4 separate regions of the Homo sapiens genome follow, and all the other regions are linked to region 3. A link is a loop called in an ENCODE intact Hi-C map of the cell type or tissue named here. Cell type or tissue: OCI-LY7. All regions are shown on one strand. Links, peaks and the distances in the headings refer to the core of each region. The heading gives the core; the rest is flanking DNA.

Evidence for each region. A loop is a pair of places that touch in the nucleus more often than their neighbours do. Peaks named below come from ENCODE experiments on the same cell type or tissue, not always from the same donor. Only the 100,000 strongest peaks of a DNase experiment are listed, where the experiment ranks them.
Region 1: it touches region 3 in a loop (4-fold over the local background); 5 of 110 quality-filtered maps call a loop at or near these places.
Region 2: a loop joins it to region 3, with 6 times the contacts of the local background. A loop is called at or near these places in 28 of 110 quality-filtered maps.
Region 4: a loop joins it to region 3, with 5 times the contacts of the local background. A loop is called at or near these places in 6 of 110 quality-filtered maps.

The regions. Positions count from the first base shown.
Region 1 is chr13:40,384,431-40,391,903 of GRCh38, reverse strand. The region is part of intron 6 of LINC00598 (long intergenic non-protein coding RNA 598); the gene reads left to right. Among named protein-coding and RNA genes, the nearest start is that of LINC00598, 93 kb to the left of the region's middle. RefSeq lists enhancers at 2,699-2,778, 3,219-3,358. In OCI-LY7, for the core only: a CTCF peak has its summit at 1,383; DNase peaks (open chromatin) are centred at 1,413, 2,363, 2,603, 3,033 and 1 weaker place; H3K4me3 peaks cover 2,633 bases; H3K27ac peaks cover 2,470 bases.
Region 2 is chr13:40,648,692-40,656,164 of GRCh38, reverse strand. All of the region lies in intron 1 of FOXO1 (forkhead box O1), which reads left to right. Among named protein-coding and RNA genes, the nearest start is that of FOXO1, 14 kb to the left of the region's middle. RefSeq lists enhancers at 3,408-3,928, 3,929-4,450. In OCI-LY7, for the core only: a CTCF peak has its summit at 3,681; DNase peaks (open chromatin) are centred at 2,434, 3,404, 3,784, 5,954 and 2 weaker places; H3K4me3 peaks cover 4,110 bases; H3K27ac peaks cover 5,000 bases.
Region 3 is chr13:40,442,070-40,449,542 of GRCh38, reverse strand. The region is part of intron 6 of LINC00598 (long intergenic non-protein coding RNA 598); the gene reads left to right. Among named protein-coding and RNA genes, the nearest start is that of LINC00598, 35 kb to the left of the region's middle. RefSeq lists enhancers at 3,278-3,883, 3,693-3,992. In OCI-LY7, for the core only: no CTCF peak of the experiment used is centred there; a DNase peak (open chromatin) is centred at 3,812; H3K27ac peaks cover 3,345 bases.
Region 4 is chr13:40,576,741-40,584,213 of GRCh38, reverse strand. All of the region lies in intron 1 of FOXO1 (forkhead box O1), which reads left to right. Among named protein-coding and RNA genes, the nearest start is that of FOXO1, 86 kb to the left of the region's middle. In OCI-LY7, for the core only: no CTCF peak of the experiment used is centred there; DNase peaks (open chromatin) are centred at 1,473, 2,853 and 3,223; H3K4me3 peaks cover 4,202 bases; H3K27ac peaks cover 5,000 bases.

The sequences.
Region 1 (7,473 bases), core at 781-5,780, 58 kb after region 3:
ATTTAGCTTCTCTGGGCTCCCCAGTGTGAATGAAGATGGAAAGTTTCACTTACGTTTTCCTTTGCCATTTCACTATTTTCCTCCTTTGTGTTTGGTGATCCTGAGCTGGTGTTTTGGATCTGCTTTATTTGTTCATGCTACTTTTTTCTGAGGTGGAGAAAGTAGAGGGTTTTAAGCCAGGCACCCTTTCCATTTATCTTTAGCCCAGGCATGTTTACAGAGAAATGGAATCATGTACTTCTTATTTATATTACATTTACCCATGTGGAATCCCTTGGATATTTTGAGGAAGTCAGCAAAACCATGCCATGCATTTTCTCTTTGAACCATAAGTTGTATTTAGCCAAACTAGATAAAACAATGGCCAAGGGTGGGAGTAAGTGGAGATATTGTGAGATTTTATCCTGCAAAGCTGATCCTAAGCCTACTAAAGCAACTCCTCCTGGCTCCTGGGGCTTATCTGGGAATATTAGAAGGACACTCATTTCAGGGTAATGCATACCTCAAACATGGGAATGAGGAACAGAGGAAAAGAAATAAATAAACCCACCTATTTCACCTACTAAGATATGGAACTTGGAAAAACATTGGCCGTGGCTTACAGTGAAGTTAGAATGGATTTTTTTTTCTGCATTCATTCTGAAAAACATACCTGCACAGCCTTCTTTTATGACTTGAGGACTACTTTTCAAGTAATCCAGGGGAAAGAGAGACCTCAATGATGTGATGTCATCTTGATTCTCCTTTCAATGAAAATCTCAACTTTTGTTAATGAATTAGGTTCCAACCTGTCAAAACACTGAAAATACTACAGACATTGTCAAAATGGTGACATCTAGACCTGGTACAGGTGTGAAGTTGGGTGAAGTGTCTGTTCATAACTTTTTTCCTGATACATTTTCAAGTCAAAAGCACCATTTGGGTAACAGGGAAAGGACTGAGGCCCACTAAGCAGTTTTCTCTAAGTTGTGGGCCTCCCAGTCGTGCCGGCTGAGACTCTGCTACAGGCCGAGGTTGGTTGATTGTCTTGGCAGCTAACAAAAGCCGAAGTAGGTGTCTCAGTGGGAGTGGAGCACAGCCATTGTCTCCAGGGGCTGTGTGTGCAACGGATGCGAATAGAAGCAGGTTTCAGTGAAAGCCTTATGACTGAGCTTTTTGCTTTTATTATTTGGTTTCCATGGTAAGTCTTTTCAAAAGACTTGGATAACAGTGTCTTTATATACACAGGAGAGTAATACGATGAAGGATGCTGTACATCAGCAAGGGCTCGGGAGTTTACAAAGTATGCTGTGCGCAAGGCCTCATTTGGTCCCCACAAAGGTGCTATGGAACAGGAAAGGATTATCATTGCTGTTTTGCAGAGGAGAAAATTGAGGCCCCCAGAGGCTAAAGGGCTTATTTCAGGCAATACAGTGAGAATGTTCTGCCTCGGGTGTTGTCAGGCAACCCCATGGTGGTTTTCAGAGGATGCTCTGCAGAGGCCAGGTTGAAGGGTACCATCTCAGGCTCAGTGGCTGCCCTCTCCCTTGCAACCCCACTTAATTAGATGAGTTCCCAGTGGGAGCGGTAACCACAGAGGGCATTGAGAAATGTGTGGGGCTTTTTAGTTTCAGTCACTTGAGGTGGCGGAGGGGGGACCACCAATGTTGGGGATGGGGCCCAGGAATACGAAATATTTTGTGCAACAGGACTGTTCCACAAAATAAATTCTTTCTGGAATTTTCAATAGCATCCCTGTTGAGCAACACAGAAGAGCATGTTTTTTTCTTCTTTTTAAAAATACATATTAAGTTTATAATATGATTATATTTGAGATAAGCAAGGTTTTCCCTGTAAAAGTGGACATTTGAAAATGACTGGACTACCTGTTTTTTGAGATACCTTCCAGCTCAAAACTCTGGACTATTCTTTGCATCCTTGTTTCTGGCTTTCCCCAGAGGTACCACAGAGAGGGGCTCCGACCTTTTCTCTCTGGCCTAAAATTCCAAGGTGGAGCCCTACCAACCTGTCATCAAACTGGCAGGTAGCTTGGGCTCCATGCATGGGCACTGGACCTTGCCAGTTTGAACCACCCAGGCTGGTGATCCTTAGAAACTTTGCTGCAAATTCTGCAATTCAGCCGACAATCAGGCTAAGGATGCAGGAACTGGCACCGGCTGTCCTCACTCCCCTGCTGGGAAGACCTGATACTCACAAATTCCTCCATCTACTTGAAAGCTGCTTTTCTGTGCAGCCTGGGATTTTTCAACAGAAAGTGTTAAAGTTGGGGGTGGCAGGGAAGAGGGTGTTGCACACACATGAACCTGTCTGTCACAGCCACGCACTGGTGAGAGCTGAGATGTGACAGTTTATTTGCAAACCTGGTGAGTGGTGCTGGCAACATCTCGTTCCTTCTCCAAGTGTCTGACCGGCAGGGCTTCCTTAAATGTGCTGCCGGCTGCCTCCCTGCAGGAACTGGGAGCTGCTGGAGGAGCCTGCCATTCTTTCACCAACTCTTACCTATACTTCATGACAGAAAGAGGCACCATTGTAGGTCAGGATAGAAACAGAAAGCACTTCAGTGCTGCCATCATAATGCTGACAGAGACGGTTCTCATCAAGCACGTCACACACCTCACAGCCATTCTCTGCTCCTCACAGGGGGCCTCTGAAGGGAATCTGTTTCCACTCCACAGATGAGAAAATTGACCCTTGGAACGACTCTGTAAACTGTTTAAGATCCCACAGCTTCTAGGCGATACGGCCAGGCTCCTACCCACATGTGTCTGGGCTGAAGAACATCTTCATGGCCGTTGGCTACCTTGCCTCTGAAGCTGAGGCTGCTGGCTGACTGTATCATCTGAGGGTTGATTTCTGGCCATTTATTTCAGGTCTCCTTGATCTTGTGTGAAGACTCCTAGGGTTATGAGTGGGCTAGCAGCCCAGGCTCCACAGGCTTCTTGCTCCCTGTCACATCCTGTCATCTAGCCTGGTGACTGGCACAGAGGAGGTCCTTAGCCACCCTGCTGAATGAACACACCGGACGTCTAGGCTCCCCTCACATATCTGTGCAGCGCCAATAACCACATCCTGTTGTAAACTCTGCCGCCTCGCTCAGACAGAGCAGCTTCTAGAGTGTCAAGGAGGAGGACGGTGGCCATGGGCCACGATGGCATGTGCGTGACTGCAGCAGAGAGGACGGGGCACACAGAGGACAGTGGCTGGAGGAGTCGGGTGCATGTCAGGTCATGTTTCACAAATGCAGTGGTCCTGCATTGCCTGCCCCTGCTCCTCTCGCACTCAGGGCTGGGAGGAGGGTGAAGCAAATGAGGCACTGGCTCCAGGCACAAAATATAAGGGGGCTTCTCCATTCTCAAGATGGACACTGTGCTGGGCCATAGCAGAGCCTGAGGCAAAAGGGAGAATCACTGATCCTATCATTATCTAAAATATTGATGTTTAATCATGATTTTTTTGTATTAAATATGATCTTTAAAAATATTGCATTAAAATATTATTCATCTTGATTACTGAGCTTTTTGCTGCCCTTAATTTTTTTTTTCTTTTTTTGAGGCAGAGTCTCATTCTGTCACCCATGCTGGAGTGCAGTGGCATGATCTTGGCTCACTGCAACCTCCGCCTCCAGGGTTCAAGCAATTCTCCTGCCTCAGCCTTCCTAGTAGCTAGGTTTACAGGCATGTGCCACCATGCCCAGCTAATTTTTTGTATTTTTAGTAGAGACAGGGTTTCGCCATGTTGGCCAGGCTGGTCTTGAACCCCTGACCTCAGGTAATCCGCCCACCTCGGCCTCCCAAAGTGTTGGGATTACAAGCGTGAGCCATGGCGCCCAGCCTGCCCCTTAATTTTGTACCCACGGCAAATGTCTGCTCTGCCTGACCTCATGTCTCTCTGCCCCTGCCTCCCTCCTCCAGCCAGAATGTCCACTGCCCTTGTGTTTGAAGCCTGCCAGCTACCTGTTAGCCTCAGGGCCTTTGCACAAGCCACACTCGTTTCCTGGCCCTCTCTTTCTCATATTTATGTGGCCCCTTCTCAAATCTCCTTTAAGTCTTGGTTGGTTGGCTGCTTTTTTTTCTGTCCTCTGTAGTGTAAATACCATGATATAGTTTGGCTCTGTGTCCCCACCCAAATCTCATCTCGAATTGTTATCCCCATGTGTTGAGGAAGGGAGATGACTAGATCATGGAGGCGGTTTCCTCTTGCTGTTCTCCTGATAGTTACTGAGTTCTTATGAGATCTGATGGTTTTATAAGAGGCTCTTCCCCCTGGGCTCACACTCGCACCTGCTGCTTTGTGAAGAAGGTGCATGCTTCCCCTTCCACCATGATTGTAAGTTTCCTGAGGCCTCCCCAGTCATATGGAACTGAGTCAATTAAACCTCCTTTGTTTATAAATCACCCAGTCTCGGGTAGTGTCTTTATAGCAACATGAAAACAGACTAATACATAACAGGGAGGCAGGTGTTTGCATCTGTGATGTACATTGTCCTGGCCGGGTATGTGGTAGATCCTCAGCAAATATTTGGTGTATGAAAGAATAAATAAATATGAGAAATAGGTATAACTATTAAGGAGCTTAAACCACAATTAGAAGTTTTAATTTGAGGGATCATAGTCATTGTCCCTCAATGACTATGATCCCTTTTAATTGGGGTCATAGACATTGAGGGACAATGACTATGATCCCTCAAATTAAAAGGGATAGACTTTGAAAAAAGAAATAATAATATGCAGCTACTATTTACATGTGCAGGTGCTATGCTAAGTACCTTTTATGGATGTATTATCTTATTGAATCTTCACAGCAACCCTATTCTCCCACATTTTTCAGGTAGACAAAGTGAGACTGAGAGAAGTTAAGGAACATGCCCAAGGATCAGGGTCTTGGATTTAAACATAGATCTGTCTGAGCTTTAACAAGGATCCTTGATGTTTGCAGAATGTGTGGGGTAAAAAAGAGATCGAAGGTTGGTGGAACACAAAAGAAGTAGTGTGTGACATGAGGGAGGAGAGAGGCAAGGTGTCAAAACAATTTTCCATCACTGGTTGCATTCCTCCAGTGTCTCACTGCGTCTACCTATCCACAGGGTACAAGTCCAGGAAGGATTAGATGGGCTTATTGCCAACCAGCGGAAGGCAGGTCAGAACTAGGTTAAGAGTGGCTGGTAGACAAGTCATTAACTCAGCCAGACTGAACTCTGTTGAAAAAAATGGGTTCAGGACTTTTTTATAAATGAGATTGTAATCCGATTAGCAATGGTCATCTTTCATAATAATGAGCCCCCAGTATATATTTATGAGTTGAGCTCATTAACCAGGTCCATGCCAGCGGCTCTCAAATGTGTTGGGGTAGGAGAATCTTTTTAGAGCTCTTTGAGGGACAATGGCATTGTCGAATAGAAAGAGTAAGCCAGGAACACCTTGGTTAGCATTTTGATTCTACAAATTACTTAATCTTTCTGAGCCTATTTCTTCAGGGATATGTTGATGATAATCCCTTTCTCACCTGGTGCTGTGCAGATTAAATGAGATGATTTTCACAAAGCACCTAGCTTTATACCCGACACACAGGAGGTGTACCCTGGATGTTTGTGTCCTTTACTTTTTTTTGGTCTTTTTCTTGTTTTTCTTTGCAGGCTGGTCAGAGGGAAAGGACAAAAGGGGTGAGAGCAAGAGTTGAGAGTGGGTGACCTTCTAGGGAACACTGGCTAATAGGGTTAGAGATGCCCCTCAAGTATTGTTGCTTGGTTACACAAGCACAGATTTAAAAATCATACCTGATAATGAAATGATATTTAAAGAACACTGTTTCTCTAAGGAGTTCAAACCAGTTATACACACATGATCTTATCGACCCTGGTGGAATCCCTGGGCAGGTACCGTCATCTCCATTTTCAAAAGGGGAAGGAGACCTGGGAAGGACTAGAGACATACCTGGTCGCTATGCTCCCTCTGTTCCCTGCTCGGCACTGTTTTGTGAGCCCACATAGCAATCAGGGCCTGGCCAGAAATAAGTGATGCCTTCAGCATGCCTGCATGCCAAGTCCCCATAATCTTAAGCACCTTAATAAAGCAGTGGTTTCTTATGGGGAAAGTACAGCTTTCCAGGAAAGTTTTCTTGAAATGAATTACTGGAACAGCAACTTCATCTTGTTAGAATTAACGTGCTCTAGTAGAGCCCATGAGGGGATTTGCTTCATTCCAGAGTTCCAAGAGGACAAGTTGAGACACGCCTACTTAGTGTTGATGGTTTCTGACTAATTCACGGAATCAAAAAACTATTGTTTTTCTTTCCTGCTCCTTTTGCTTTTCCTTCTCCTTCTCTTCTCCCTCTTTTTCCTCCTTCTCCTCTTCCTCTTTCTTCTCCTCCTCCTTCCCTTCCATCCCTTCTCCTCCTCTTCCTTCCCCTTCTGTTTTTTTCCTCCTCTCCCTCTTCTTCTTTTCCTTCTCTTTTCTCTCCTCCTTCTGCTATTTTATTTTTATTTCTTTGGCAGGCTGTTGGCCCAGGGCCATTAAAATGGACAACTCTTTAGAATGAGATTGGTTAAGATGAAGAACTGCAGGCATAAAGTTAGGGCACGACCTTGGAAAAAGCTAAAGTAGAACTGAATTAGACTCCAAGTCCTCTAGGACTAAGAGACGACAACTTGTTAATTGTTTCAAAGTTGATCCTGATTCTGGAATGAGGCAGAGATCATCTGGGGGCTGCAGTGTATCTTTTACTCATCTGTTAGATGAACAAAGAAGGTGACCTTTGGTCCTCCCTTCGGGAGGTAGGGCCCAAAGACTCAAAGCTGCTGAGATGTGTTTGACTTGATTGTAACAGCCCATGTTCATAAAAAAGGAAAAAAAGGAAGGAACAGACAGACCCAAGGGTGGTTGCCAGTCTGTAATCTCTCTTGAAACCATCTCATCTGTTGAGCCACCATTGCTGAAGCCACATAAAAGTACTTCAATTTTAATCCAAATGTTCAGCAAGCAGTTAAATAGCCACCATATCATAGAGTTTTATATTCATTCATTCAACAGGCATTTATATACCAGGCACTGGAAGAGATGTAAGTCATATAAAGATGGGAGGCCAGGTGCAGTGGCTCACGCCTGTAATCCCAGCACTTTGGGAGGCCAAGGCAGGATCACGAGGTCAAGAGCTTGAGACCATCCTGGCCAACACGGTGAAACCCCATCTGTACTAAAAAATAACAAAAAAATTAGCACGGCATGGTGGTGCGCACCTGTAGTCCCAGCTACTTGGGAGGCTGAAGCAGGAGGATCACTTGAACCCGGGAGGCAGAGGTTGCAGTGAGCTGAGATTGTGCCACTGCACTCCAGCCTGGCAACAGAGAGAGACTCCGTCTAAAAAACACATACATACACACACACACACACACACACACACACACACAAAACTAAACAACAACAACAACAACAACAAAACAAGATGGGAGGGGTCGGAGAGAGCACTTTCACTGATTTT
Region 2 (7,473 bases), core at 1,696-6,695, 210 kb before region 3:
ATCCAGAGGAGGTTAAATTTGGATAGGCCAAATGCAAAACTGACACCATTACAGTCCAATAGGACTGAATGTATTAACTGTTAAGTGTACTTGGAGTGAGTCTGACTAGCTCATGTTGAACCAAAAGGTTTATGCAGTAAAAATGGCATTGTGGCACATCAGAAGGCACAGTTGTAGATTAAATAACACTCATCAGCCATTTAGAAATGGCAAGTGTTGAGGAGAGCTGTCCGGGCGCGGTGGCTCACACCTGTAATCCCAGCACTTTGGGAGGTTGAGGTGGGTAGATCACTGGAAGCCAGGAGTTGGCCTGGCCAATATAGTGAAATCCCATCTCTACTAAAAATACAAAAAATTAGCCAGTGGTGATGGTGCATGCCTGTGGTCCCTGCTACTTGGGAGACTGAGGCACGAAAATGCCTCAGACCTGTGAGGTGGAGGCTGTAGTGAGCTGAGATTATGCCACGACACTCCGGCCTGAGCCTGGGCGACAGCAAGACTCTGCCAAAAAAAAAAAAAAAAAAAAAGAAGTGTAGAAAACTATTTTACTAATATATTTATCCCTATAGAAGCAGACATTTTATTTAAAAGGTACATTGCTGATGAGGGGTGGGGGACAGTTAAATAAATGAAAAAGCCCACTACCGTGAGGTTTTATTAAATGTCTAAGTTACCTTCCACGTGGAGAAAATAGCTTTCAGACGCACCAGGATCTCACACTTGCATGATTGTTAATGATGTCAGGCAAAACTAGTCAAAACCAACTAGGAAACAATATGGAACTGGCCAGTCTAATTTTTTTTTTTTTTTTTTTTTGAGATGGGGTCTAACTCTGTCACCAAGCTGGAGTGCGGTGGCCCAATCTTGGCTCACTGCAACCTCTGCCTCCCAGGTTCAAGCGATTCTCCTGCCTCACCCTCCCAAATAGCTGGGATTACAGGCACACCTGTAATAGTAGAGACCACCACACCTAGCTAATTTTTGTATTTTTAGTAGGGACGGGGTTTCACCATGTTGGCCAGACTGGTCTCGAAATCCTGACCTCAACTGATCCACCCACCTTGGCCTCCCAAAGTGCTGGGATCACTGGCATGAGCCCCCACGCCCTGCCGACCACTATTGATGTTTGTAGATCCAGTGAAGTTCAGAATTACAGCACATCTTTGGTCTTTTAATTTTTGTAAGTAAAGATATTATATAAAACATCTTCATCCTTCAACTTCATTCTCATCTTGGTTCTAATTTTGAAGGGAGGGTTCCCTGAGGGTTCTTATCTCCCTCAGGGAAGGGAGGTAGATCATTTCTTTCAAGATAGCCTATCTCTGCTGACCTTAAGTCATAGGAGTTCTTTAATTCTTAGAGACCTCTGCCTTCTCAGAGGCCAGTACCACCTCTAAAGTGTCGTGGCCCCTTGGTCTACACTGCAGCACCCCTCATCTGGGAAGTGCTGTTATCTCCAGTAAGCCCCACTGTATTCTTTATACATCTCTGGCCAGCCACATATAGAAATTTCCAGGCTGTCAACTTTTTCAGTGTGACTTGGTTCCAGCATCTTGTATACAGATCTTCGAGACCTAAAAAGAAAATCTTTTTTTTCTGCGTTGATGTATTTTTCTCCCTAGATGATGTTTGTCTTTTTCTTTTTCTTCTTTTTTTTTTTTTTTGTGACAGAGTCTCGCTCTGTCGCCCAGGCTGGAGTGCAGTGACACCATCTCGGTTCACTGCAACCTCCGCCTCCAGAGTTCAAGTAGTTCTCCGTCTCAGCCTCCTGAGTAGCTGGGATTACAGGCGGCCACCACCACGCCTGGCTAATTTTTTTTTTTTTTTTTTTTTTTTTTTTTTAGTATTTTTAGTAGAGATGAGGTTTCACTGTCTTGGCTAGGCTGGTCTTGAACTCCTGACCTTGTGACCTGCCCACCTCAGCCTCCCAAAGTGCTGAGATTACAGGCATGAGCCACCGAGCCTGGTCAGATGATGTTTGTCTTAATAAAGATGTCATTCATTCTTTGAGCAGTTCCAGTTACAGAGCTGGTCCTAATGATATACCCCATGAGCTTAACAGCCCTGGAACCCCTACCTGTCTTATCTGATAAGGGCAAAACTGTGATGAGAAAGAGGGTGGAAGAGAGGGCTTCCCTTGTATGCTTTTGTTCTTTTTTGTTTCATTAAAGATATTTCTTGGATAAACAGTTTTTCTCAATTGCTGTTCTAACAGTCTGGAAAATATAGGTCATGGTTTTGTGACTCTCTACTCTTACTATGTTAGAGATATGATAAAGCATCCATGTTGAGGGAAAATATGTGTTTCTGTTTAAAACCGTGGTTTCCCCATCTTGAAGGTGTTATAGTACTGCCTTTGTAAGTACTGGTGAGTACTTACAAAGTACTTACTGGTGAGGGGCTGGGTTTTTGCTCAGTTAAAAATCTGAAAGTAGCCAAGTGAACCTGGCATCAGGAAAGGGAGGGAACCTCTGTGGTTGTATTTTGTAACTGCAGTAAAAAAGCCAATGCGCATGATTAATCCTCCTAAGTCTTATTTGGGCCTAATGAGGAAAGGAGGAAGAGGGAAACCAGTTTGCATTATGTGGGAAGATAAAGATTTCTTCAATGGTTTGGTATTCTGAAGAGTTAGCTGAGGCCGGGAGGCACTGGGCTTTGTCTCCTCAGTGTTTCGGCCCTCTCCTTTCATATTGGTTTTCCTTTTTTAATTAAAAAATTAGTGCATTTCCTCTGCGGGTACCAGGCTCAGAAGCCTGCCATGCAAGTGGCTGAGCGAAAACCCCTCTTTGAGTGAGGAATCCCCAGCACAGAATGAGAGGGTCTTCATCTTGCAGCAGTGGCAAGGGTGAGAGTGAAAAGGCACCCTGCATTCTGTACCTGAAAAGAAATGCATTTAGAGGCTGGGCGTGGTGGCTCGTGCCTGTAATGTCAGCAATTTGGGAGGCTGAAGCGGGTGGATCATGAGGTTAGGAGTTCGAGACAAGCCTGGCAACATGGTGAAACCCTGCCTCTACTAAAAACACAAAAATTAGCCAGGCGTGGTGGTGCGTGTCTGTAATCCCAGCTACTCGGGAGGCTGAGGCAGGAGAATGGCTTGAACCCAGGAGGTGGAGGTTACAGTGAGCCGAGATTGTGCCACTGCACTCCAGCCTGGGCGACAGAGCAATACTCTTGTCTTGAAGAAAAAAAAAAAGAGAAATGCACTTAGATTTCAAATTTAGTTTGGAAAGAGAAATTATAATTGAATCACCTAATTCCCAGGCTTGTAAATGTTGTGTCCTTCAAAGCTTGAAAGCAAAATAACCACATAAATATTTGGGAGTGGTTCATACAAGTAAACGTCAAATACTTGAGACATTTTGGTTGCTTGGAAGCAAGGTCAAAGGAAATGGTTTGCATATGGTTTAGCTAGAAGCTCTTATTTTGGCAGATTCTTGAGGTAGTAACGGTCACAATGTGGATTTTATTGTTCTATTTTGACATGAAAAAGGTTTTTTCTCTTCTCTAACCTTCAGGATAGAGTTGCATAAGTAACATCAAGATAGGCATGTTCAGTCACCATAATTTTGTATCAGAGATGATGTGCCTTCATGAGCTGTGAGGTTTAATTTGCAGAATCATCAGTTTGGGCCGGCACGGTGGCTCACGCCTGTAATCCCAGTACTTTGGGAGGCCTAGGCGGGTGGATAACCTGAGGTTAGGAGTTCGATACCAGCCTGGGCCACATGGCGAAACCTCGTGTTTACTAAAAATGCAAAAATTAGCCAGGCGTGTTGGCGGACCCTGGGGAGCCAGAGGTTGCAGTGAGCGGAGATCTTGCCGCTACACTCCAGCCTGGGCGACAGAGACTCCAACTCAAAAAAAAAAAAAAAAAAGAATCACCAGTTTGTTACACCAGTAGGTTTCAGCCTGCCATCATTCATACTATACTGTGATTTGAATACAGGAGAAAGTGGGCTCTCTTGAATTACAGTTACCTCATCTGTTTGCAGCAGAACTCTCTCTCTGCAGGGCTACCTCCTAAACGGGGAGTGGGGAGGGAGGAGAGGGGAACTTGCAAAACTTGTAAATATCGATTGGGGTTGTTTGTGTACTTGGCACCAAGCTGGTTGCATTGGAAACTTTTCTCTCTGGATGGGTAGGTATGTAGGCCATCATGAAATTTACATGTGGTGAATGGGAAAGCTTCCTGTGGATCATCCTACCCTGAGAGTTCTTCAATCTGTATGACTGAATTGGTCTCTCCCCTTCAACCTTTTAGGATTTAATTTTCTCTTCAGTGGCCCATTATGACATTTACATACGTTGAATTTGAAAGATTCCCATACTCCCAGTCTCTTCTGTTACCGGTGTGCCTGGAGCAGTTTGTTGAATTTGTGAAATTTTGAGATAGAATGAATTTTGTAGGACCTGAATTTATTTATAATCTTATATTTATATTATAAATATGATGTATATTTAGATGTATATTTATGTTATAAATATAATGTATATTTAGATGTATATTTGTATGTCATGTATTTGTATTAACATGAAGTCTTTCTGATGATGATAAAACACTATTTTTAAACATTTAGCAGTTGATGACTACATTTTAGAGGTCATCAAAATGTTTTATTTTTTCCTCTCTTGAAGTTATTTGGTATAATTAAAAAAATTCATACTAAGGAAATTTATCAGGGTTAAAGATTCCTGTAATTAGGCATGTTTTGATGTTATTGATATCCTCTTTTCTGGTTTTGGAGTGGATACTTTCCCTGCTGTGACCTCTGTGCTCTGTAGTGGTTCTCCTAGGGAATTATATTCCAGTAATTCTGGGTATTTCTTTAAGGTGCTTTGTATTTCTTGAAGTGCCATTTTGATACTTTCAGTGTTCTGAACTGTACCTAGAACGTACTTTTTATAAAAAGGAAGCAGAGTCCATCCAGGCAGAGAGAGTACTGTGTGCCTGTAGTCTTGTCTATTCGCAAGGCTGAGGCCAGAGGATCCCTTGAGCCCAGGAGTTCAAGTCCAGGCTGGGCAACACACTGGGACCATGTTTCTTAAAAAAAAACAAAAACAAAAAACAAAAAACAAAAAACCAAAAAAACTAGGCAGTGCGTGGTGGCTCACACCTGTAACCCCAGCACTTTGGGAGGCTGAGGTTGGCGGATCACTTGAAGTCAGCAGATCACTTGAGGTTAGGAGTTTGAGATCAGCCTGGCTAACGTGGTGAAACCCAGTCTCTACTAAAAATACACAAATTAGCTGGGCATGGTGGTGCATGCCTGTAGTCCCAGCTACTCGGGAGGCTGAGGCAGGACAATTGCTTGAATCCAGGAGGCAGAGGTTGCAGTGAGCCAAGATTGCGCCACTGCACTCCAGCCTGGGTAACAGAGTGAGACTCCATCTCAAAAAACAACAACAATTAACAACAACAAAAACCAAAGCTAAACAAGAGCAGAATCCAGATTATTAAAATAACAATTTAAAAAGCATGATTGTCACAGGCTTCAATAATTACCTGCCTGCTCTTGAGTGTTTAGGTTGGTCTTGGAATCGGCCTGTCCCTGTGCTTGAGGAGTGGACCCTCAGGGTGTCACTGCCCTTCTTTGTGATCTCTTTTTAGCCTACTGTCCTTCCTTTGGTGCCTAACTCAGAAATAAACATTCTTAATCTGTTCAGCTTAATTGAGATTCAAACCTCTTAAAAAGTAGTTTTGTCAAGAGGCGTGTGAACCAGAGCAACTCCATTTTGAATAGGAGCTGGGTAAAATGAGGCTGAGACCTACTGGGCTGCATTCCCAGACGGTTAAGGCATTCTAACTCACTGGATGAGATAGTTGGTCAGCACAAGATACAGGTCATAAAGACCTTGCTGGTAAAACAGGTTGCAGTAAAGAAGCCAGCTAAAACCCACCAAAACAAAGATGGCCACGAGAGTGACCTCTGGTTGTTCTCACTGCCACACTCCCACAAGCCCCATGACAGTTTACAAGTGCTGTGGCAAAGTCAGGAAGTTACTCTATATATATAGTCTAAAAAGGGGAGGCATGAATAATCCACCCCTCGTTTAGCATATCATCAAGAAATAGCCATAAAAATGGGCAATCAGCAGCCCTTGGGCTGCTTTGTCTACGGAGTAGCCATTCTTTTATTACTTTACTTTCCTAATAAACTTGCTTTCACTTTACTCTAGGGACTCGTCCAGAATTCTTCCTTGTGGGAGATCCAAGAACTGTCATTTGAGGTCTGGATTGGGACCCCTTTCCTGTAATAGTTTGAATGTTAAAGTTTGTGCCATTGCATTCTTTGGTGTGATTGCTTTATTCTGAACTAGAGGTGAAGAATGTGGGGAATGTGGAATAAAATGAAGGGAATATATCAGTACAGATGGAGCTCATAATTTATGGTGAATTTCTCATTCCTCACAATTGGAGGGTATATGTTTGAAGTGAGTCAATTTCTGAATTTATTACCTAATTTGATTGTATGCCTTATACATTATATTTTTAAGAAAAAAATTAAAATAATTATTGTGCTCTGTGATCTCATTGAACGATGTAAATGATCTTGGGTCATGTAAAATGCTGAACATATAGGAGGACCCTACTTAATAATTTCCTTTGCGATGAAAATAGGGACACATTTTAATCAAAGACAAACTGTTGATGGTTATGTTTCTTAGACTAACCATGACTTCCGCCTGTGTTTATGGCAAGAAGGGAAAAGGAAAACACTTTCATCCACAGAAGTCATCAATTCTGTCATGATTGACAACTTGGGGGCCTCCAATTAAGCCTCATTTATACTCCCCACCCCCCATTTTTTTAGAGAATTGATTTTAAAGGGTATTGGGAGGAAGAAGTAATTAAGTCAGAGAGATAAAATGAGAACTTAAAACACTTCAGATTGTAGAGTAATGCATCAGAGGGATTCTTTTCAAGACAGAATTGTCTGTGATCCTTAACTGTGTGAATACACTCCTTGGATTTGAAATGAAGACAACCCCTTTCCACTTAGTCATGTGCCCTATGAGGCTTGTTTCTGTGTGGCTTGCTGAGACTCACTTAAAATGACATTGACTTTTATTAAACCTTAAGGTTTGTGATGGGCTTTTTGCACAAAAGCCTACTTCTCCAGGGGACGTCCCTGCTCTCTCAGGTTGCTATCTTGTTACTCTGGCCTGAAACAAGTTAGCAGCCACTTTCCCGCAGACCTGCACAAGGCACATCACATCAACGGCTGTTGATTAGAGCATAATGACTTGTTAGATCATGTTTATTGTGCAAATGAACCTGAATGTTACTAGGACAGCATATCCATGTAGGCTTAGAAAACTTAATTTTTAATGCCCCTTCTATCTTTCATCAGGCTAAAGCTTTTGGATTTATGGTTATTCATTCTAGCTATAAATATATTAATAGTATTTTGGGCTGGTCAGATATGGGGCATGACCTTTGACATCCTGCTTGGCTATGCCTGGGAATTTGAC
Region 3 (7,473 bases), core at 876-5,875:
TGAGTTCACACAGCTGGTGAGTGGATGAGCAGTGGCCGGATTCACAAAGAGTCCCCTGATCCTAAGGCCAAAGCACTTTCTTAGCACAAGATCAAGGATCTGAGTGAAGGGGACACAGGCAACACCTCTTCCCCAGCTCCAACCTGAGGCAACTCTGTAGGGGTACCTGTGCCTAGGCAGGCCCTGTGAAGATAGGGATAAGGTGGGCAGCAGTTCCATTTAGTCCAGGCTGTAAATGGCAAGAGGCATCACTTTAGCCACTGTTCAGAAGCTAATCTAGGTAGAAACAGCAGGAGGCATCCTCACAAATATTCAATCTGCTCCCAAATCAATCTGCCCCTGAGAGCCTTGTCTCATCTGGAGGTGGGAGGAGAGAGATTCATGTGGTAGGAAGATGGCATGGGGAGCTAAAACTGCTGAGGCTTTCCTGAGGCTCTCTTGGGGTTCATGAGTTTGGGCCTTGGGCACTGGGGAGGAAGGGACAGTTAGGGAGTTTATTCCTCAGGGAGGATCTAGTCACATTTTGGCTGCATTGTCCTCCTTCTCAGGAGGCTGCACACAGAAAGGCAAAAGAAGGAAGAGGTTAGGTGTGAGGTGGTGGTGATGCTGAAATTGATTTCAGACGCTACAGGATGTAACCACACTTTTCTAGTTATAATTGCATGGGACAATTTTGGTAGTTTTCTGTGCTTATCAATGGCTAGGACTTCAGATTATTTTGAATTCCTTCAGAATCTTATAGAGTTCCAGACACTCACATATTCTTAATAAGTGTATATGGAATAAACAATTAAGAAATGAATAACGAGATGTCCCATTTCTAATTTTTAAATTTCTTTACTTTGTGCTCCTATCCAACAAATGTGTATTCAGCTTCTGCTGCAATTCATAGCTATGATCAAGACACACAAGAACCTTGCTCCCATGGAGCTTACATTGTAGGGGTGCAGAGAAAGATGTTAAATCTACAAACAACTAGATGAGAGAGTGAGACATGCCATCAAGAAAATAAATCAGGCAGTGGAATAGAGTGAAGGAGGTGGAGAGGCTGTTGTTTAGCTTGGGTGGTCAGGAAGGGTGTGAAGGGGCATGGAGGAACTAAGGTTTGGTTGGAAAGAAGGAACCAGCCTTGCATGGATTGGGAGAAACCTCAAATAACGAGGCAGACTGTTCCAGGAATCTATGTGGACTGAATGTACTGACATCACCTCTATTCATTTGCTAGGGCTGCAGTAACAAAGTACAGTCGACCCCCCTTATCCATGGCTTTGCTTTCTTCAGTTTCAGCTACCCATGGTCAACTGTGGTCTGAAAATATTAATAGGGAAATTCCAGAAATAAACAATAAGTTTTAAATCATGTGCTACTCTCAGTAGCATGATGAAATAAATATCTTGCTGTCTCACCCCATCCAGCCTGGGACCGAATCCTCCCTTTGTCTTGTGAATCCAAGCTGTAGGCACTACCTGCCTGTGAGACGCTTAGAGGCTGGCTCTGTTATCAGATAGCCTGGCAGTATCACAGTGCTTGTGTTCAAGTCACCCTTATTTTACTTAATAATGGCCCTGATCTGCCAAAGGGAAGCCGTAAGGTGATTCCTTTAAGTGAAAAGGTGAAAGTTCTTGACTTAATAAGGAAAGAAACAAATAGTATGCTGAGGTTGCTAAGATCTATGGTAAGAACCAATCTTCTATTTGTGAAACGATAAAGATGGAAAAAGAAATTCAAGCTAGTTTTCGTGTCTCCCCTTGAACTGCAAAAATTACAGCCACAGTGCACGATAACTTTTATTACAGTATATTGTTCTATTTTATTGATATTGTTGTTAATCTCTTACTGCATGTAATTAATAAACTAAACTTTATAGATATGTATGTACAGGAAAAACATAGTATCTATAGGGTGTGGTACTAGCTGCAGTTTTAGGTATCCACTGGAGTTCTTGGAATGTATCCCTCTGGAAATTGATTGTTCCACAGTTCTGGAGGCTGGAAGTCCAGGATGAAGGTGTCGGCAGGGTTCCTTCCTTCCTTTCTTCTTTCCTTCCTTCCTTCCTTACTTCTTCCCTCCCTCGCTCCCTTACTTCTTCCCTCCCTCCCTCCCTTCTTTCTCCCTTTTTCTTTCTTTCTTTTTCTTTCTTTCTTTCTTTCTTTCTCTTTCTTTCTTTCTTTCCTTTCTTTCTTCCTTTCTTTCTTTCTCTCTTTCTTTTCTTTCTTTCTCTCTCTTTTTCTTTCTCTCTTTCTCCTTTCTTTCTTTCTTTCTTTCTTTCTTTCTTTCTTTCTTTCTTTCTTTCTTTCTTTCTGTCTTCTTCTTCTTTCTCTTTCTTGACGGAGTCTCACTTCATCAAGTCACTCTGTCACTCAGTTGCCCAGGCTGGAGGGCAGTGGCATGATTTTGGCTCCCTGCAACCTCTTTCTCCTGGGTTCAACTGATTCTCCTGCCTCAGCCTCCCAAGTAGCTGGGATTACAGGTATGCACCACCACACCTGACTAATTTTTGTATTTTTAGTAGAGACGGGGTTCCACCATGTGGGCCAGGCTGCTCTTGAACTCCTGACCTCAAGTGCTTCACCCACCTCAGCCTCCCAAAGTGCTAGGATTACAGGCATGAGCCACCACACCCTGCCAGGGTTGGTTTCTTCTAAGGGCTGTGAGGAAGAATCGGTTCCATGCCTCTTTCCCAGCTCCTGGGGATTTGCTGCAATTTTTGGCATTTCTTGGCTTGTAGATCTCTGCCCTCATCTTCACAGGATGTTCTCCCTGTGTTTCCAAATTTCCCTTTTTTATAAGGACACTGGTCATATTGGACTAGGTCCTACCCTAATGATTTCCTCTGTAAAGATCTTATCTCCAAATAAGATCACATTCTGAGGTACTGGGAGATAGTACTCCATCCAGCATATGTTTTTGGCGGGGACACACTTCAACCCATAACGTCACCACTCATGAATGCCCTGGAATGTCTGTGTTACATGTGCTCACAAAAGTTTGTTTGGTTTTTCTCTTCTCTTCCATTATGTAGAATACCCTAAGGTATTTGAATTACCCACTGTTCCTCTTAGATCATTCCCTCCCAGCTGATGGAGGAACTTGGGAAAAGCTGCCAACCAACTCAATATTTTGCCTCCCTTAACTGGGAGATCACATTACTATGGGCAAAGTGCTCTTCATGCAAATCTCCATGGGTTTGAGGAAGAGGTCTGTGAATTCCAAATATTCAAGAGGGCACTGGGCAAGTGGCCCTACCTTTTTTCTTTCTTTCTTTCTTTCTTTCTTTCTTTCTTTCTTTCTTTCTTTCTTTCTTTCTTTCTTTCTTTCTTTCTCTTTTTTTTTTTTTCTGAGACGGAGTTTTGTTCTGTCACCCAGGCTGGAGTGCAGTGGCGTGATCTTGGCTCACTGCAACCTCAGTTTCTGGGTTCAAGTGATTCTCCTGCTTAAGCCTCCCCAGTAGCTGGGATTACAGGCACCCACCACCATGCCCGGCTAATTTTTTATTTTATTTTTAGTAGAGACGGGGTTTCACCATGATGGCCAGGCTGGTCTCAAACTCCTGACCTCAGGTGATCCACCAGCCTTGGCCTCCCAAGTGGCCCTGCCTTTTTAAAATAAAAATATAAATATAGGCTTTATTTCCTCTTTGGAACGCTCTAATCAAAACAAACTGGGCCACGCATGGTCACAATAACAGGTGGCTCGGGAGGTCCCTTGTGGCTTGCTGGCTGCAGACCTGGCCTCGTAGAGCCCGGGAGGGAGTGACATTGGCCCCTCATGCAGCGGGGCAGCCAAGCGTGCCTGCAGCTGGCCGAGGCCAGCTCTTGACTCACAGAATGACTAACAACGGGGAAGCGTAGACAATGGCGAGAACAATGTGGGAGAGTTGTTGCTGGAAGGAAGTGAGACTTGTCAGGGCTTCCCCCCAGCTGCTCACAAGGTAGTGCTTGGTGAAGCATGCCTTTCTCCTCAAAGTCTAAACAGGATCAGTGAAAACGTAACCAGCCCTCATGAGCCTGTAATCTGGGATTACAGGTGTGAGCCACTGCACATGGCCTGCCCCACAGCTTCTATGATGAGCCCCTCACCCCGTTTATACCACTTAAGTCTTCTCCTGGCCAGAGGTGATGCCCACACTGGGCCAGGCTGGGTCCAAGTGTGGAGTCAGGTCATCTTTCCCGGAGGGATTTACACAGAAGAGCAGGGGTCACACCCAGGGACACTGGGATGGGACGTCTGGCCCAGAAGTGGCTTCTGAACTCAATGCCCCGTGGTCTCTGTCACTTGAAGTTCTGCAACTCTAAATCTCTATTTTTATATATTTCATTGATTAAAGGCAAGAAACACTTAACTTTTGTTGAGTTTGAATAGAAGTAACTGCCCTTATATTTAACAGTGAGTAAATGTACAACGTTCCTTTTGAAATGAGGTCTTCTCCATCCCACTCGATTTCCCATATGGGAGTGTTGAAGGAATCTAGAATTCACTGTCTTCACAGTCCCCTTCACCTTGCTCAGAATCTATGTTGAAATTTTTAAAGTCCATTTTCTGTGCTGATTAAACTTTCACATGTTAGCCTTTGAGGCAGATATGGCATTTTGGTAATGTGGTATACAGATTACTGAATAATTACATAAGCTCTGGACAGCCACATTTCCTAACATGCATGTGCCTCTTCTCACGGGGCCCAGGACAATACTTCCAACTAAACAATTCCAAGAAGTTTTATTCAAATAACACTCTCTCTGAAGAATTTCTCCTGTTTAATGGGAGCTAGGGGATATAATTAACTTGAACACTTGATTTGGAATAAGACAGTAGAGATTTTAGAAATTGAGGGATTTGAAATATCAAACTCACTCCTAGGATTTAGACCCAGACAAGAAAAAGCTTAAAAATAAAAACAACATTACAATTATTAAATTTATAGTCCAAATTTAGATATGTGTAATGAATAGTCACTTTTTTTCTTCTTATCTGGAGGCTGAACAATCCCGAGCTGGGATTTTTTTTTTCTTTAATATGAAAGAAAAGAAAAATTAGTGTCTGGGAATGAAGGGTACTTATGACCTTTCTCCAGCCTCCTGGAGTGATGTTTGGGGACCTTTGCTGAAGTAAGTAGAGTTATTCATGTTGAAGACAGCTCGAGAATGAAGCACACAATTACACGGGGAGAAGAGATAAGAGAAAAGAGATCCATTTATTATTAGAGTCAACCTTTAGAGAGTTGTTGTGCTTTTTGAATGAACTTATCAGTGACAAAAAGTTAAAGTGTAGAAGCAGAAGGCATTTATTCAGATGGTATCTTTCACATCGTGAAATAATGTTATAAAACACAGAGGGCTTGGGCCTGGGAATTTCTGAGCCTGTGTCAAGGTTTAATTATTGGATTTTTATCAAAAATCTGCTTTTTTCCTGATGGTTTCAGGCTTCAACTAATGAGAGATTATTTAAACGTGCTCTCACTGAGGGTGCCAAAAGCAAAATTTTCAGCTGGTTCTAAAACCATCTTTGAACGTGAACATGGTCCTACGGCAGCTACTTGGTTTGAAGTCCCTCCTTTCCAAGTGACAGCATTCACACAGCATTTACTGTGGACAGTTCCCTCTGCTTGGGGTACATCTATGCAAATGTGTGAGACTCCCTGGGCTGTGCCACCTTCCATAAACAGTCCCTGCTCACCCTTCCCCTGCAAGCACATCATTGGAAGTCACCAGATAACCAGAGGCCGACAAAGAGACAAAAGGCCTACCCTGACTGCAGCACTAGGTCCCTTGCTTATCCTACTCCTTCAACCAGGAACAGCACAGCCCCTTTCTTGGCATATGTTTTTTACTTTCATGAAACTGGCCCTAAATGATACACCAGGCACCCACTTGGGTTCAACTTCATGGTTCTCAGTAGAAGTGGAAAATATGAGGGGCTGTGTTCACGTCAGTTAATTCTGTGATGGGTGCTGTGAACTGGGTTTGTCCTCAGGGAATCAGGAAAGTGGCCACCCAATTCAAGTATCTTTTAACAAGATATATAGGCCTTCCAAGATCTCTAAGACATTCTAAGATCTATAGCACATTCTAACATTTTAAAGCACAAGGTTCTAGAAATGTAAGAAAGGAACTGTCTGAGAATATATAGAGAAATACCATGGAATGACTTAATAGTTTACTAAGGCATATGTGCATGCATCAAAGGAGAACATAAAGTAAATGCTGATCTATCTAGAGTGTGGGTCTCATGTCCAGCCCAGGACTCCTCACTAGGGTGTTTATTGGTGATCCTGAAAGCTGTCTTGGACACAGTGGAGAATGAGTGTGTACCTGCACACACACACACACACACACACACACGATAGGTGGGGTGGTAGAGAAGGTGTCCCTTTTTGGCTTATCAGATGCACCTTTACTCCTCTGAGTCTCCCCTGATCCATGGACCCTTGTGCCTAATCACAGTTAAGCTCACTGTATTGGAGCTGGTATACTACACATTCCTGACCTGTGCCTGTAGTTATTCGGAATTCAGGCAGCGTTTTCCTGCCCTGACTCATCTTCATCGTTTTTTGTAGCGCTTATCATTTTTTTCCCATTTACCATTGCACTAGTTGGTGTCAAAGTGGGAGTCAGGAGATCCCATGCCATGTAAATGCACTCTATAAAATGTCCATGTGATGCCTGTGGATGCCTGTTACAGCATTAACGAGAGGGGGTGTTTAACCCTTCTCATTTTCTGCTGCAGGGAAAGATGTCACTGGGCTGAAGATGACAAGAAGATGTTTCCCAGTTGCTCACAAACCCTTTCCTCTGTGTTGTTCCCATCTTTACCCAGCTCTCTCTGCTGTCTCCCATTGTTAACTGGTCCCTGAATGCAGCAGCTGGAGGCATAAACTGCCTTTTTTTTTTTTTTCCCGACAAAAGGCATCTTAACACGGGCTTTGCTGCTTGAGTTTTCATTCTTCCCATGGTGTGGGTTACATCAACAAATTCTAACTCCTGGGCTGAGAAGGAGCCAAGTGGAGGTGCTGATGGAGCAGCATGCAGCATATGCCCTTATTTAACCTGCCAGTCCTTATCAGAGTGCATGTGGAGATGGCTGGGGTCATCCTGCCATGCTGCCCATCAGCAAGTCCCCAGGGCTGATCCTGTTACTATTAGGAAGTGGCCGTGCTGAGTGACGAGACACCTGGCAGGTCTCGCTGACGTGTCTAGCCCCATTCAGGACACCTTTTCAGCCTGACCAGTTGCTCCAAGGTGATGACAATTCAGATAAAATTCTTGTTCACAAATTCTTTAAATCAACTGAAGTAAATTCCAGACTATTGCCAGAAGTGAGGGTGCATTAGAAATCTCTGTGTAGCAAGCACTGGTATTTCTCATTGAGCCTGATAAAACTCAGAGCATATGGCAGGGAATCAACCACACATTGGACTTGAGATGTATTAGAACCATCCTTAAGTAGAGCCTTCTTTGAGATTGATTCAGAGTCTTG
Region 4 (7,473 bases), core at 824-5,823, 130 kb before region 3:
TTTTAGAGAGTGGAATTAGACTCACTTGAGGAGCTTTTTATTAAAAAAAATTCTAATACCCATATAAGACTGCAAACTTAACTGATAAATGTTTGTTCTCACTGCTCCACCAACCTGCCATTCCCCATCTGTCTCCCCCTCTTCAGGGTTCCCTATCCCTGAGACAAAACAATATTGAGATTAGGCCATTAAAACCCCCACAATGGCTTCTACATGTTCAAATAAAAGGAAGAGTCACACCATCTGATCTCACTCACTGTAAATCAAAGGCTAGAAATGATTCAGCTTAGTGAGGAAGGCATGTATAAAGCCCAGATTGTCCAAAAGCTAGGCCTCTTATGCCAGTCAGCCAAGTTGTGAATGCAAAGGGAAAGTTCTTGAAGGAAATTAAAAATGCCATTCCAGTGAACACAAATTATAAGAAAGCAAAACAGCCTTATTGCTGATCTGGAGAAAGTTTTAGTGGTTTGTATAGAAGATCAAAACAGTCACAACATTCCTTTAAGCCAAAGCCATGTTCAGAGCAAGGCCGTAACTCTTAAATTCTGTGAAGGTTGAGGGAGGTGAGGAAGCTGCAGAAGAAAAGTTTGAAACTAGCAGAGGTTGTTGGTTCATGAGGTGTAAGGAAAGAAGCCATCTCCATAACATGAAAGTACAAAGTGAAGGAGCAGCAAGTTATCCAGAAGATGTAGATAAGACCATTGATGAAGGTGGCCACACTAAACAACAGATTTTCAATGTAGATGAAGTGGCATTCTATTGGAAGAAGATGCCATCTAGGACTTTCATAGCTAGAGAGGAGAAGTTAATGCCAAGCTTCAAAGAACAGGTTGTGATTCTCTTATTAGGGGGGTAATGCAGCTGGTGGCTTGAAGTTGAAGCCAATGCTCATGGACCATTCAGAAAATTCTAGTGCCCTTAAGAAGTATGCTAAATCAACTCTATCTGTGCTCTGTAAATGGAACAACAAAGCCTGAGCGACAGCACATCTGTTTACAGCATGGCTTACTGAATATTTTAAGCCCACAGTTGAGACCTACTGCTCAGGATGAAAGATTCAAAATATTAAACTGCTCAATGATAATGTACCTCCTCACACAAGAGCTTTGATGGAGATGTACAAGCAGATTAGTGGTGTTTTCTTGTCTGCTAACACAACATCTGTTCTGCAGCCCATGGGTCAAGAAATAATTTTGACTTTCAAGTCTTATTATTTAAGAAATATATTTTATTAAGGCCCAAGTTGCCATAGTGATTCCTCTGATGGATCTGGGCAAAGTAAAATTAAAAATCTTCAAGAAAGGATTTAGCATTGTAGATGCCATTAAGAAATTTGTGGTTCATGGGAGGAGGTCATAATAGCAATATTAATAGAAATTTGGAAGAAGCTGATTCCAGTCTTCATGGATGACCTGGGAGGGGTTCAAGATTTCAGAAGAGGAAGTAGATGCAGATGTGGTGAAAACATCAAAAGAACTAGAATTAGAAGTGGAGCCTGAAGATGTGATTGAATTGCAGCAATCTCATGATAAAACTTGAACTCATGAGGACTTGCTTCTTACGGATGAGCAAAGAGAGTGGTTTCTTGAGATGGAATCTACTTCTGGTGAAGATGCTGTGAATGAACATGGTTGAAATGACAGTAAAGGCTTTAGAATATTACATAAAGCGGTGGCAGGGTTTGAGAGGATTGACTCTAATTTTGAAAGAAGTTCTGCTGTGAGTAAAATGCTATCAAACAGCATCACATGCTACAGAGAAATTTTTCGTGAAAGAAAGAGTCAATCAATCAGGCAAATTTAATTGTGTTGTTTTAAGAAATTACCAAAGCGATCCCAGCTTTTAGCTACCACCACCCTGATCAGACTGCAGTAATTAACATTGAGGCAAAGGCCCTCCAGCAACCGATCACAACTCGTTGAAGGCTCAGATGATTATTAGCATATTTTAACAATAAAAGTTTTTAATTAAGATGTGTACATTATTTTTTTAAAATATGGCTATTGCACACTTAATAGGCTACAATATAATGCATACCTTTTATGCACAGGGAAACAAAAATTTGTTTTTACTTTATTGTGATATTTGCTTTATTGTGGTATTCTGGAAGTGAACTTGAGGTATCTCTAAGGTAGGCCTGTATTTCATACATGAAGAAAGGCATAGAGACCAATATAATTAGTACCCATATTCTACCTCTCTGTTTTAGCTATAAATATAATTCTTCCCCTCCTTGTCCCAGAGGTAGCCACTAATTCCAGAGTTTGTGTGTTGAAGGGCACCTTTCCTGCCAGAAGCCCGTACCCTGGCTGTGCTGATAGATGGGGTCCACAAATTCTTTGTAGGATCCCCTTTTTAAAAAAAGCTTTACATAAATGTTATCATTTAAGGTAAACACCATTCTGTAACTTGATTTTCTTTAATAAAAGTCAGCATGATATTTTTGAGATGTATTGTTCTTACATGACCAGATATGGCCCCATACTTAATAGTTAAATCAGGAAATTGAAGCCAGACAGCTTGAAAACCTTCTTAATGGAAAAAAATGCAAGAAGTGGGTGGGATAGAGTTTCTGTTGAATTTTTGTATAGAACATTGTCATTTGTGGGAAACTAGTTGATTTGAATTCTGTGTTATTTTGAATAGCCTAATAACAGCTTAATGAGGATTAATTGCATGTTGTATGGAAAGTTAATTGTTTTAATTTACTATGGGTGTAGTTACTGCAGTTTGGTTCAAACAGGTGAAAGTTAAGATTTGTAGCATAAAACAGGAAGCAGATGGGGGCTAATTAAAGTTCTGTTGATGATAAAAGGATGACTGATCAAGGAGCGAGCAGCTGGTTTCTCAATTTAAACACAATTTGTACTATTGTATGAAGACAGCCCTCTGCAAGTTCTCATGAGTATCTTTCAAAGGTGAAGGCATGTGTTCCAGCAACAAGTGTGAAGGCTGTTGTGGCCCTGTTTGTGCTCGCTCCCCTTTTTTGCCTTCAAGCAGTGTCACTTCAGGTTTTTCCAAAAAAGGGGGTTAAGGGATCACAAAACCTGGCCAGATTTTCAGTGATGCTCTCTGGACACCTGTTGTGTCCCAGAAAAGTCTAAAGCTCTTTCTGTCTCCAAGAAAAGTGCCCAAGCATTTCATTTCCTTTTGTAGTTTTTCTTACTTATCTCAACTCCGTCTCTTGGCAGGCTTTCCAATGTTGTTGCCCTGACCATAACCCAAGAAGGCCCACATCTAGCTAGCGGAAGCGCCGGGTATTTAAGTGTGTAGGCGAAGGCTAAGCAGTGCTGTAGATACTTTCCTGGAGCCTCACCTTGTTCTTCAGGGTCTTTGAGCTTCTGGCCATGAGATGTTAGGGACTTGAACTTATTTTGCTTGATTGTGTCCTGGATGACTTTCACCTTCAAATGACAGCATCTTTTGTTGCTACTGCTAATAGTGATTGCGTAAACATTGAGGACAAGTGTCCTCTATGTGTTTTGCTTAAGGAACATGCCAGCACTGGGTTTTCTTTGAATGTGTGCAGGGAGGTGACATGAGGTCAGATGAGGTGTGCCTTGCTTGGAGCCAGGGGCTAGACATTTGCTTGAGATTTTGTGCCCATAATATCTAATATTTATAAGTGCTTTGTAGGATTATCTCATTTTAGTCCTTACAAAAATGCTTTGGAATGGAAGTTGTTTATCCCCATTTTGTAGATGAGGAGATTGAAGCCTGGAGAGGTAAAGTGACTCAGCCAAGGTCTCACATTTGCTAAGTGCCAGTACTGGATGTAGATTCCAGGTTTGTGTGACAGCAAGCCCACGCTCCTCAGCCACTAGTTTTGTGTAAAATTGTTGTTCTCTTTCCCCGTCTCCTGCTTAAGGAAAGATATATTGTTTCCTGGAAAAACAAAAATGTTAGCATATAGTTTGCAAACTACAACTTATTATTTGGTTATGCAGGTGTGTGTGTGTTGTATAAACATTATATATATTTCACTTGGATATATTCCACTTGATAGGAACTGCTTTGTTTTTGAATGAATATATGAGAAAGGAAAATGCCTGGGTTTTTGTTTGTTACCCCAATGTAGCAACATTATGAAAGGTAAAATGCTCTTTCTTTAACAGCAGCAGCAAAAAAGACAACATGCAAAGGTAATCTACAAAGTAAAAAGCCCCATTATATTCACCACCTGGAAGCAACATTATTGTATTCATCAAAATTGTCTTGTAAAAGAAGTAATTGACCATACAGAGCTCGTATAATTGGTAATAAAGAGCACCCTGTATTTTAGTTGCAAATAGTGTGCAATAGGTTTCAGGGGTGTCATGATTGATGTTCACTGTCAGGTGTTGTAAATAAACTTTCCAATCCCAGATGGTGTTTTTGCCTAGTTAGGTTCTACACTGATCCCACCACATATTACACTAATGGGGAAACCTTGTGTACAGGTTCCTCATCTTCCAAGCTCTATTGTGGTGACCCTAGAAACTGCCTATGTGCTCACATCATGGCTCCTAACAGCATGAGGAGGAGTGTCACAGCCAAGGCTAGAGTGTTTTCCTGGCCTGGGAGAAGTCTTAGGATTGTACCGCCCCCGCCCCCTTTTTTTTTCATTCTGCTGCCTTCTCAGCAGTCAACTTCAGAATCACTCTTCTCCTGTCTTCTTTCCCCCTTCTTTGCTTGTTCCTTCCTATACCTTGCTTGTCTTTTTACAGAAGCATTTAAGGAGATGGAAAAGATTTGGCCCATTCTTCTCCTGTCATAACTCTGCCTGTGTATTTCTGAAGATGATGTTGACTGTTGGGGAATGGGATGTAGGAGAAAGAGGTCTACTGTGGGTCTTGCTTCGCACGGAGTAATCCGACCTGGCGTGGATTGTCTGGTCTCCTCCTTCATCCATCAAAGAGTAAGGCATGGTTCAATTACTTCTAGCAGCAAGTCCCACAGAACACCTGGGCTTTCTGAGCTACCTAGGGCAGGTGTGTTATTTGGTAGGAAGTTTGGGCAGCACTGGGGCTTTCAGTGAGAGCCCCTCCTTCTACCTTGGCATAATCATAAAATCTCACCAATACGTAGCCCTTTATGCTTTTTGAAGCACTTATACCCATTACAATTCTGTGGGGCATTTAGGACAGACATTGTTTTCCTACTTTATAGACAAGAAAGCTTAGACATAAAGGATGTAAAAATGTGTCCAGTCAGAAAGATAGAGCCAGACTTAGATTTTCTTCCTCATTACCACCGTCTTGCCATTAGATCAGCATTTTCCAAAATGTGTGCTGCTGAACATCAGTTTCATGGTATAGTCTGTCAAGAAGCGCGGGCAAAGAAATGTGTATGTGCGTGGAGGGGTGTGCATGTGCATGCATGTGATCCCACCAACAAAACAAAACAAAGTCTAAGGGAACAGTTTTGCTCTTGTTTGTTTTGTGTTGTTTTGTGTACTCAAGGCTCTAAAAAACTGTACAGTTAGGAATCCTGTTTAATTCTGTGTGGCCAGAGTGTCCCAAAGGTATTTTTTCAGTGAATTCAAATCACCCTAAAAGGAACCATTATTTTGTAGAGCACATGCCGAAGAATGCTTTAGTAGGCCATAGTGTGCTGCTTTGTCCTGAAGCTACTTTGGAGGTGCTACAGGAGACCTCAATGGTTAGAGGAAAATCTGATCTTCAGGGAACTTGCAGGGAAGAGTCCAGAGGATGCTGATACACAGTCAGTGGCTGGGGATGCTTTGGGAATAAAGACTGTCCCGAAGGTGGAGTGGGATGGGAGGCTGGCTGCAGGGAATCTTTGTCATAATGTCACTATAAGCACCATGCCTCCAGGATTTCATACCGAGTAGGAATTTAACCAGAATGCACAAAAGTTCTCAATCTACAGGATCAGCATTCTAGGACCAGTTGTCAGCTTTGTTAGGTAAAGCTCCATGAACTGTAGCCTGAGTGACAGCTGCAGAGTTTATTGGCTTAGGGATGGACTTAAGAAATTTGGACCCAGTACAGCCAGCATGCTGCTGCATCTTGGCCTGAAGTTTGACAAGGCACATTCCCTGAGTGAGGCCATCTGCATCAACCCCCGCTCCACTGCCCTTTCTTTAGTACTTAATGTTCAACTTTGCGTGCAATTTTGCTTTTACTAGATGGCAATTGAGGGAAGGGTGGAAGAGAAGTTGGTGGTAAAGGTGCCAGTCAGTGGGCACATTCTGCATCCATGTTCTTAATCAGCTCTTCTGTCTTTTAGCAGAAATAGAACTTGATAAAACTCTTTTATTTTGAAGTAAGTTTGTTCCAGCCAAGCAGAAAGGATAAATTATTTTGCATTGATATCTGAAACTAAGGAAGCAAGTCTAACCTCCTAAGAACTGGTCATGGATATCACCCTTGATCTATCTTTTCTCCTCTTCTGTTCATTCTGTTTCATTCTGTTATGTTCTGCTTGGCTCTGTTCTGTTCTAGGCATTGAGTATAGATCAAAAAGTTCATGTATAATATTTTTAAATCCCGACGACAAAAACTTTAGATTAATGGAGGTGATTAGTTTACTTAGTTTGGGCTGGTGAGGAGAATAAAATGATCCTAGTAGGAGGAGTGGCTGGAAGAAGTGCTATGAAATAGGAAAAGTTAATAACCTAAGGTGTGGTGTTCCTGTCTGCAGGTATCTGTTAGCTATCCTCCATAAAGTGGTTTTATGTTCTTCTAAAGTGGACAGAGTATTAGACTCTGTGACCCATTCTACAAAATATTTGAACTGTCTGCTAAGGTTTCTTTGTTTGCTAGTAACTGTGAGTTTTAGACCCTGTCTTAAGTTGCATGGCACACACTTGGTTTGTAACAGGAAGGAAAGGAAGCAGTTAGAGGTCAGGGCATCTGGCTGGTGGAAGAAGAAAGGAGGATGGGATCTGTTGAGGGTAAGGTTAACATCACATAAAATGTTTATAATCGAATTCTGTTGTGGGGAGTGCTCATCAACCTTTTAAAAGTTTTCAAGAATTGGACCACTTGTCTTCTAGTATGCATGTGGGCGGGGGGTAATCATGCCTTTCACATTGAGGAGGAGGGGTGGGTGGGTGGGGGGAGTCTGATGCCACTGCAGCTTATCCTCATGCCCCTGCAGTACCCCACAGCCTTGGCCCTGAATCTCCTGTGCATCCACCAGGGTACTGACTAATGCATGAGTATTTTGTTGCAGCTTTATCCATGTTTGTGTGGAACAATCCATGGTTACATTGTAGGCCATTATTTCCTTTAATTTCCTTTTAGCTGTTCAAAACAACCTGAAAGATGTTATAGTTGAGCCTAGACAATGACATCAAGGAACAAAAATAAACCTTCAAAATGTAAGAACCAAATTTTTATGCCAAATCTTGTGAATGATGGATAAAATGTATGAAAGCAGTCAGCTTCATGGAGGGAGACTTTTAAAATCTGTTTTCAAAACAAATGGTCCTGGCCCCAGCATCCTGCCCTCCTTTGGCTATGAAAA